2 separate regions of the Homo sapiens genome follow, and region 1 is linked to region 2. A link is a loop called in an ENCODE intact Hi-C map of the cell type or tissue named here. Cell type or tissue: endothelial cell of umbilical vein. All regions are shown on one strand. Region 1 overlaps DYNC2H1 (dynein cytoplasmic 2 heavy chain 1). Region 2 overlaps DYNC2H1 (dynein cytoplasmic 2 heavy chain 1).

Region 1 (5,000 bases), 95 kb after region 2:
AGAGAATTATTTGAATAGTTTAGCACTTATGGATCTCCTGCCAAGATTTTGAATGAATCGATTCCATAAAGAAGTGAAGTATACAGATAGCAGCTGGGTGCTACAGTTAAATTTAACAGCATAGTTATGGGACACAGCAGCTTTCAAAATAATCAAGTACACAGCCTTGTCACTTCTTTGCCTGTATCACTCTGGCTTTAAAAAAAGGTTCCACCAATCATGTTACAGCTTTGTGTTCCTCATTGATTTTATATACTTAATGCCCAAATTCTGCTTGGAGTTTTAAATCTCTAACCTTTGTAACTATTATAAGCTTTCTTAACCATTCATATGGTCATATTCACTTCTTTACAACTATAATTTGTTTTTTTATGCCATTATTTGTTTGTTCTTGGCAGAGTGAATCAACTGTTCTAGCAACTACCTCACCTCCACCAGCATCAATGGCCAGTGCAGCTATTACATTTTGAAACTGCTGGCCAGACAATAGTTACGAAAGGTGTACTAAAACACGGCCTCACAATCCAAGAGTTTAATATACTACCATGAGTTTCAGATATCCAGGTACCAAGGTATTAAGATGAGCAACAAACACAAATTCTACTTAGTCTTTTAATCAATATTTACCATAAAATGTGACAGGCCTTTGAATAATACTGAAGAAATGAACAACTTCATTAAATACCAAATTACCTAATTATTTTTACCCAATATTTTACTTGCACATAAATAGTTTAGTCTAGCAATAAAGAAAGTTTACTGCTGTGAAGAATTACTGAGGATAGAAGCTAAAGATAAGGCTTCATAGGCAGATGACGTAACTAAAATATTGATTTTAATGTCAAGATTTTCTCAATGTCAAAATGTCACATTTTCGTAATTTTGCAAATCTTTTATTAATATATTTATCTATCATTCAGGCTTCCCTATCTGTAGAATGCAAAGAAAAAAAAATACATGTTTGTAATTAAGATTTGACTTTAGACAAGGGCAAAGCAAGATGACCAAATAGAACCCTCCAGCAATCATCCCCCATGCAGGAACACCAAATTAAACAACTATCAACACAAGAAAACACTATTTTAAAAACAAAAAAATCAGGTGTGCAATCACAGTATCTAACTTTAACATAATAACAAAGGGAGAGGCATTTAAAAGGGTAGGAAGGATAAGCTAGGTAACCTTGCATTACCTACAACATTCCTCCCCCAAACCCAGGCGTCATAGCACTGAGAATCTATGTGTTTGGAAGAGCAAGAGTGAAGTGAGTGTGGGATACTGCATTGGAACTCAGTGCTGCCCTATCACAGTGGAACACAACACTGGACAGAATTCTGCCAGTGCTCACAGAGGGGGCAAACAGACCATCCCTGGGGCAGAGGGAAAGCATCCATCGCCAGGAGGAGAAAGCCAAGTCTCAGCCTACTTCAGCAACTATGGAATAAAGTGGCCTGGGCCTCTAATAAATTTGAGTGGCAGTTGGGCCACAGCAACTATAGTACTTGGGCAAGCCCCAGTGCTGCACTGGCATCAGAGACTGGGCTTGGAATGCAATCCAGCACGACACTGGCTTCAGCGATGACAAGAGTACATGCATCGCCTCTCCCCCAACTCCAGGCAACGCAGTGCAGAGACTCCTTCCACTTGTGGGAAAGAGAGGAAAAAATACGTAAGACTTTGTCTTGCAAATGAATACAAGCTCAGCCACAGTAAAATCCAAAAACCCAAAAAACAAGGAGAATCCTAAAGCCTTCAGTTGCAGGTCTTTGCTCTTGAATGGTGTTTCTTGACCCACCCAGGGCCAGAAGGGAATCTACAACCCTGGTGGGATAAACTGACTCCCAGCAGAACTCACCACTTGATATGTGGCCTCCAGCCTTGAATAAACATCAGCAGCAGCCACATGGTGGTGGCCATGGGCCTTGGGTGACCCCCGGTGGAAGCTGCACTGATCTGGAAGGCCTCAGGCTTTCATGGTGTTCTAATGCAGTCAACTGTGCCGACCACAGGACTGCAGGTATCACCCCTCCCCCAACTCAAGGCAGCCAAGCATAAAGACCCCTTCCACTTGGGGGAAAGAGTGGGAAGAGCAAGAGACTCTGCCTGGGAACTCAGGGAATTCTGTCTTACCTTGCCCAACTCCACCAAGGCTATATATCTAAGGGTCTGTAGGGGTCACAGCATACCTGGGTTAGGGCACCTGGTAATGCTAAAATGGCTGTAGTAGCTACAGCTATGGTAACAACACTCAATTATATTTGAAGTCTTCAAAGTCCACTCAAGAAGGACAGGTACAAACAAGGCCATAACACAAAGACAGAAATAAATATCTAACACTTAAATGCCCAGACAATGATGAATGTCCATAAGCATCAAGAACAACTAGGAAAACATGACCTCACCAAACAGACTAAATAGGGCACCAGTGACCAATCCTGGAGTGATGAAGACATGTGACCTCAGACAGGAAATTCAAAACAGCTGTCTTCATGAAGCTCAACAAACTTCAAGATAACACAGAGAAGGAATTCTATCAGACAACTTTAAGAAAGAGATTCATATAATTTTTAAAATAAATGAAACAGAATTCCTGGCTAAAAAATTCAATTGACAAACTGAAAAATACATCAGTGTCTCAACAGCAGAACTGATCAGGCAGAAGAAGAATTGGTGAGCTTGAAAAGAGGCTATATGAACATACACAGAGAAATTGAAGAGTACACAAAAACATGGAAAGATATCCTATGTTCATGGCTTGAAAGAATTAATTATTGTAAAAATGACCACATCACCCACATTCAGTGCAATCCCTACCAAAATATCAATGACATTCTTCACAGAAATAGAAAAAAAACTCCTAACATTTATATGGAACCACAAAAGATCCAGAATACCTAAAGCAATCATGAGCAAAAAGAACAAAACTAGAGCAAATCATACTTCCTGACTCCAAAGTATACTAGAAACCTATAGTAACCAAAATACCATGGTAGGGGCATAAAAACAGACACATAGAGCAATGAAAGAGAACAAGGAACCCGACTATAAATCCACACATTTACAACCAACTCAGCTTCAATAAGTGCCAAGAACAAACATTGAGGAAAGAACAGTGTCGTCTACAAATGGTGCTGGGAAAACTGGATAACCTTATGCAGAAGAATTAAACTAGACAGCTGTCTCTCAACATATACAAAAATCAAAATGGATTAAAGACTTAAATATAATACCTGAAACTGTGAAACTACTAGAAGAAAACATTGGGGAAATGCTTCAGGACACTAATCTGGACAAAGATTTCTTGAATAAGACTTCAAAAGCACAAGAAACCAAAGCAAAAATGGACAAATGGGATCATGTCAAGCTAAAAAGCTTCTGCACAGCAAAGAAAACAATCAACAAAGAGACAATCTGAAGAACAGGAGAAAATATATGCACACTATTCAACTGACAAGAGATTAATGACAAGAATATATAAGCAATTCAAACAATTCAATAGCAAAGTAACAAATAATTGGATTAAAAAACAGGCAAAAGATCTTAACAGACATTTCTCAAAAGAAGACATGCAAATGACCAACGGGTATAGAAAACAATCCTCAACATCACTACTCATCAGAGAAATAGAAATCAAAACCACAGTGAGAAATCATCTCACCCCAGTTAAAATAGCTTTTATCAAAAAGACAAAAAATAATGGATGCTACGGAGGATGTGGAGAAAGGAGAATATTCATACACAGTTAGAAGGTAAATTAGTAAGCTACTATGGAAAACAGTATGGATGTTCCTCAAAAAACCAAAAATAGAAATACTATATTGTCCAGTGCCAAGACCAGCTTGGTCATAGAGACCCTAACCCAGCTGTGCTAGAGGAATTAAAGACACACACACAGAAATATGGCATGTGGAGTAGGAAATCGGGGGTCTCACAGCCTTCAGAGCTGAGAGCCTCGAACAGAGATTTACCCACATATTTATTGACAGCAAGCCAGTGATAAGCATTGTTTCTATAGATTTCAGATTAACTAAAAGTATTCTTAGGGGAACAATGGGATGGGCCAAAATAAAGGGATAGGCTCTGGCTAGTTATCTGCAGCAGAAACATGTCCTTAAGGCATAGATCCCTCACGCTATTGTTTGTGGCTCAGGAATGCCTTTAAGCCATTTTCTGCCCTGGGTGGGCCAGGTTTTCCTTGCCCTCGTTCTGGTAAACCCATGACCTTCAGCGTGGGCGTCATGGCCATCACGAACATGTCACAGTGCTGCAGAGATTTTGTTTATGACCAGTTTTGGGGCCAGATTTGGGGGCCTGTTCCCAACAGTCCAGCAATCTGGGTATATATCCAAAAAAAAGGAAATCAGTATATTGGAAAGGTATCTGCACTCCTGTGTTTATTACCAGCAATCTCACTGCTGGGTATATACCCAAAAGAAAGGAAATCAGTATATTGGAAAGGTATCTGTACTCCAGTGTTTATTACAGCACTATTCACAATAGTCAAGATATGGCATTGACCTAAGTGCCCATCAACAGATGAATGGATAAAGAAAAAATATGGTACACATAAACAATGGAATATTATTTCACCATAACAAAGAATAAAATCTTGTCACTTGCAACAACATGGATAGTACTAGAAGGCATTATATTAAGTGAAATAAGCCAGGTACAGAAAGACAAATACTGCATGTTCTCATTCATACGTGGGAGCTAAAAAAGTTGATCTCATGGAGGTAGGAGAGTAGAATAACAGTTACCAGAGGATAGGAAGGGTGTGTATAGGGGTTGGGAGGGAGGGTAGGATAAAAAGGGGTTGGTTAATGGGTACAAAAATACAGTTAGATAGTAGTAATAAGACCTAGTGTTTGGTGGCACAACAGGGAAACTATAGTTAATAATAATTTATCGTATATTTCAAAATAACTAGAGAAGTAGATTTGGAATGTTCTCAATGCAAAAAAGTGACAAATGTTTGAGGCGATGGATACTGCAATTCT
Region 2 (5,000 bases):
CGAGAGGACACTGCAATTTAAAAAGGGTCAAAATTAAGTTTGTGTATATGATACTACATATAGAAGACTACTAACACTAGTGTGATGGAGAAAAATTTTGGCATAATTCACATATACATATGAAATTCATTAAGTTTGATCTCATTAAATTGAACAGTAGAGACAGCATGAATTAATGTTTCTCTAAAAGGAAGGAAAGTACAAGTTCCTGAAAGAATAACAAGATGAACTTAAACTGGCATATAAAAAATAGTCAACCATGTTTTCTTAAACAATATTTACTGCAAATGAAACTCAAATTAAATTTGACAAATTCATTTTATAAGTGGTAAAGATTAAAAAACAACCAGCTTTGGTCCCTACAGAATTTTTTAAAACTATAAATAGAGCAGTATAATGGAAACTTTATTCCCCAACCACATGGAGACATATGAAACAAACAGAAAAAAATAAAAAGGAGTACATGAAATTAAAAATAAATAAAACCCCTCTAAGAACAGCTGCCTTACAAAAGTTATCTAATATTTGACCTTCCAATAAAGGCATTAACCATTAATGCAGACTCTTCACAAGTATTCTTGTAAGGTCATGTTCATTATAATATACCTTTTTGGTGAAGGTTTTCTGGATTTTCTAAATATCACACAAACTTCTCAACATATTATTTTTCTGAAGTGTGGTAATAAGGAGAGAACGTCAATTTTATACCCCAAACACTGTCTGATTACATAGTTAAGAAGCTGCTATGGGCTAGAATATATCAACAATGTATAGAAAATGGGAATTGTAAGATGACCAAATTTAGAGTAGAAAGGACCTTAGAAAACATCGAATCCCTTTACTTTACAGGAATAAAGTAAGCCTTCTTAGGAATGTGATAGATAAGTGCCAGAACTGTGCTTTGATCTAAAACAGGTGTAGTGATTTTGAAACACAACTGCAAATCCTTTGACACTTTGCCTCTTGAGACTTGAGGTCTGTGCTCCTGTCTTCCAATACAGAGAAAGTGATACTATGCCAGTTTCCAAGTCTAGGCTATAAAAAATTGGTTGCTTATATTTCCTGCCTTTCGAGACTTTTAATCTTAGAAGCCAGTTACCATGCTGTGGAGCCCAAACTGTCTTTGGAGAGGCCCATGTGGAGATGAACAGAGACCCCCAGCTCTCAGCCGGCACCAACTTGCTAACCATGAGTGAGCTGTGTGAAGGAGACAAGCTTTCTCTACCAAGCCCTAGTAAATTTCACACTTTTAAGCTAAAAATAAATGATTTTTAAAAAACATTATTTTAAGCCAGTAAGTTTTGGTGAGATTTGTTCTGCAGCAAGACAACCGATAATGATTTTGATACACCAGAGGCAGGGTGCTGCCTTAACAAAATCCTCAATCATATGGCATTGGACTTGAGACTAGGTGATGGGCTGAAGCTGGAGGGATCTTTAGGAGAATGTAAGTGAAAACTTAAAAGGACTTCTAGAAGAATACTAGAGGAAGCCTATGGAGCTTTGAGGACTTAAAAAAAAAAAAAAAGGAAGGAAAAATCTCAGACAACCCTCTGTTAAACAATAGGGCTTCAATAAATCTTAAGGGTGTTGTCCCACAGCTGATGCAAAAGAAGCCTAAGATAGAAAGAAAGGCTTATCTTGAAAAGATTTGTTTGTGGTTTTTGTCTAATGGAGTGAATCTCAATGAGATTCATAGCAAACTCCCAGTTTCAGAAAAACTGTTCTGGTGTAAACTATCAGTTTAGGATTACAGGGTTAGGAGAGGATGCAATTCAAAGAGAACTTGGCTCCAGGGCTTCTATGGGCAGGAAACAGACCGAAAAAACCACTCAGCTGCAAACATGAGCTACATCTTATTGAAATGTATGGATAATTCAGAGGTTAGAATCCAGCGCTCAGAAGGTAAAGCCAAGAGCAATTAATCATTCCTAGGAAACAATACAAAATTCTAATAAAGGAACGGGAAACATGAACTTCCTTGGATTTCAGAATTGCTAAGGACGTTAGCCTTTCCATCTTCCCTTTTTGAATAGGAATGTCTTTGCAGTTACCCTATGCCTGTCCTACCATTTTATATTGGTTTTAAAGGGAACGGGCAACTTGTCACTGTAGTTCACTGGTCTTTAGATGGGAACAATATTTATGCGGTTATTTTTGAGGAATCAAACCCAAAAAGCCTCATCCATACTTTCCCCTGATTTAAATGACAATTTTATCCCTTTAGCCTTAGCCTGATCCTGTAATGAAATGAAACATGTGGAGGAGTCTGGGAGGAGACGGTTGTATTTTGCATGTGAGGAAATGTAAATAATTTCTGCCTAGAGGGCAGACTGTGGCAGTTTTTAAACATGACTCTTAAATTATTTGACACTCCTCTCACTCACAGTTGACTAACAGCTAGCCCATGAGTAACCTTGGAAGCTGAGCCTTGTGAGAAACCCTGAGCCAGAATACTCAGCTAAACCACACTTGGATTCTAGACCCACAAAAACTGTGATATAAGAAATTTCTATTGTTTTATGCCACTAAGACTTAGGGCAATTTATTATTCATCTATAGATGGTTAAGAGAGTTACCAATATTATTGCCAAGTGTAATACATTAATTCAATAGATGTTTAAGTCATTATTCATCCATTCAGCAATTATTTACTATCTACAATGTGCAGATACTATTAACATAAGGTCCTTGCTATTATGGAGCTTACATTTTATAGCGAGATAGATAATATTTACCTATATAAAAAATATTTCATAGTGTTAAATATGTAGAGAATTAAAACATAATAGGTGACATAATAGAAATGATAATGATAGTGATACATGAGATGAATAAAATAAATATAGTATTTAAAGAAATTTAAAAACCAATAAAGGAGATACAAAGCTGAAGTTCCTTGTGGTGCTTTATGAATAAATTATATATCATGTTATTGGAGTTTAGAGGGAAAAAACAATTCAATCAAGGAAGTCTTTAAAAAAGAGGTAGCTATTAAGCTATGCCTTGAAAGTTGTCTTAGATTTGCACAAAGGTAAAAAGAGTCGCAGGAAATTTTTTTAAGCTAATATTTATTGGGTGCTTACTATGTGTTAGTAACTATGGTGAGTGCTTGATACACACCACCTCATATAGTCCTCAAAATAATCCTCAGAAGTGTACTATTAGGTAAGTGCAAAAGTAACTGCAGTTTTTACATTGTTAGAATTTGCTGTTTGATATTGAAATACATTCTTAAATAAATGTAGTTATGTTATACATCATTTTAATGAGCATTTCTCAATTTTTTTTTTGCTGATGACTTATTGCTTGCTGTTTATGGTTATTTTAGACCATGGAAATGATGTTAGGCAAAAAGCAAATTCGAGTGATTTTCTTATTTGAGTTCACAATGGGTCGTAAATCAGTGGAGACAACTGGCAACATCAACAACACATTTGGCCTAGGAACTACTAACGAACATACAGTGCAGTGGTGGTTCAAGAAGTTTTGCAAAGGAGATCCTTGAAGATGAGGACATAGTGGCCAGTTATCGGAAGTTGACAACAACCAGCTGAGAGCAATCATCCAAGCTGATCCTCTTACAACTACAGGAGAAGCTGCAGAAGAACTCAACATCGGCCATTCTATAGTCATTCAGCATTTGAATCAAATTGGAGAGGTGATAAAAGCTTGATAAGAGGATGCCTCATGAGCTAACCAAAAATCGTTGTTTTGAAGTGTTGTCTTCTCTTATTCTACGTAACAACGATGAACTATTTGTCAGTCGGATTGTGATATACAATCAAAAGTGGATTTTATATGACAACCAGCGATGATGAGCTCAGTGGCTGGATCAAGAAGAAGCTTCAAAACACCTCCCAAAGCCAACTTCCACCAAAAAAAGGTCATGGTTGCTGTTTGGTGCTCGGCGGCTGGTCTGATCCACTACAGCGTTCTGAACCCTGGCTTAACTATTACATCTGAGAAGTATGCTCAGCAAATAGCTGAGATGCATCAAAAACTGCAATACCTGCAGCCAGCATTCGTCAACAGAAAGGGCCCAATTCTTCTCTACGACAGTGCCCCACCACAAGTTGAACAACCAATACTTCAAAAGTTGAATGAATTGGGCTACGAAGTTTTGCCTCATTCACCATATTCACCTGACCTCTCCCCAGCTGACTACCATTTCTTTAAGCATCTCAACAACATTTTGCAGGGAAAACACTTCCACAATCAACAGGATGCAGAAAATGCTTTTCAAGAGTTTGTCGAATCCCAAAGGACAGATTATGTTACAGGAATAAACCAACGTATTTCTTATTGGCAAAATGTGTTGATTGTAATGGTTCCTATTTTGATTAATAAAGATGTCTTTGAGCCTAGTTATTAATATAATAACTTAAAATTCATGGTCCAAAACTGCAATTACTTTTGCACCAACTTAATATTATAATTTCCATTTTACAGAAGAGAAAATGTAGACACAAAGAGAATAGCATGTTCAAAAATCACAGAGCTGGCAAATGGCAGATCCAGGATGTAAACCCCCAGGTAACTTGGCTCTAGAGTCCATATCAGCACCAATACTGTCTTTAATAGATCTAATATTTCTATAATGATTTATACATATTAAACCATTTGAGATTCAATGTAAGATAATTAGGTATTGGGAATTAAATTTATAATCATGGAGACATTAAGGCTTACAGTAAGTTTAATCTTAAAGTTTTTTAGTTTTTTTTTTTTTTTTTTAAACTAAATGATAGAGAAGTTGAATCCAGGTCTAACCCTAAATGTAACCTCTTTTCACCATCCCATGCATTTCATGAAAGATGTCACAAAAGCAGAACCGGCTGTAACCAGGGTGTTCATTTGTTAACTCACTCTCTCTCAAATCTCAATTAAGTGATTATGCAGCAAGTATGAGTAAATAGCTGCTATTTGCCAATCATTTGTTAACTGCTGAAGATAGGAAGTCATAACACAATTCTTGTCTACAAAAGCTTATGATAGAA

What was found. Hi-C counts contacts between places; a loop is a spot of excess contacts. Peaks named below come from ENCODE experiments on the same cell type or tissue, not always from the same donor. Only the 100,000 strongest peaks of a DNase experiment are listed, where the experiment ranks them.
Region 1: a loop joins it to region 2, with 2.5 times the contacts of the local background. A loop is called at or near these places in 4 of 110 quality-filtered maps.

Annotation. Positions count from the first base shown.
Region 1 is chr11:103,336,242-103,341,241 of GRCh38, reverse strand. All of the region lies in intron 82 of DYNC2H1 (dynein cytoplasmic 2 heavy chain 1), which reads right to left. Among named protein-coding and RNA genes, the nearest start is that of DYNC2H1, 230 kb to the right of the region's middle. In endothelial cell of umbilical vein, a CTCF peak has its summit at 1,937; no DNase peak of the experiment used is centred here.
Region 2 is chr11:103,430,953-103,435,952 of GRCh38, reverse strand. DYNC2H1 (dynein cytoplasmic 2 heavy chain 1) reads right to left here. Exons shown (of 89, transcript NM_001377.3): 85 at 1-10. Among named protein-coding and RNA genes, the nearest start is that of DYNC2H1, 320 kb to the right of the region's middle. In endothelial cell of umbilical vein, no CTCF peak of the experiment used is centred here; a DNase peak (open chromatin) is centred at 1,882.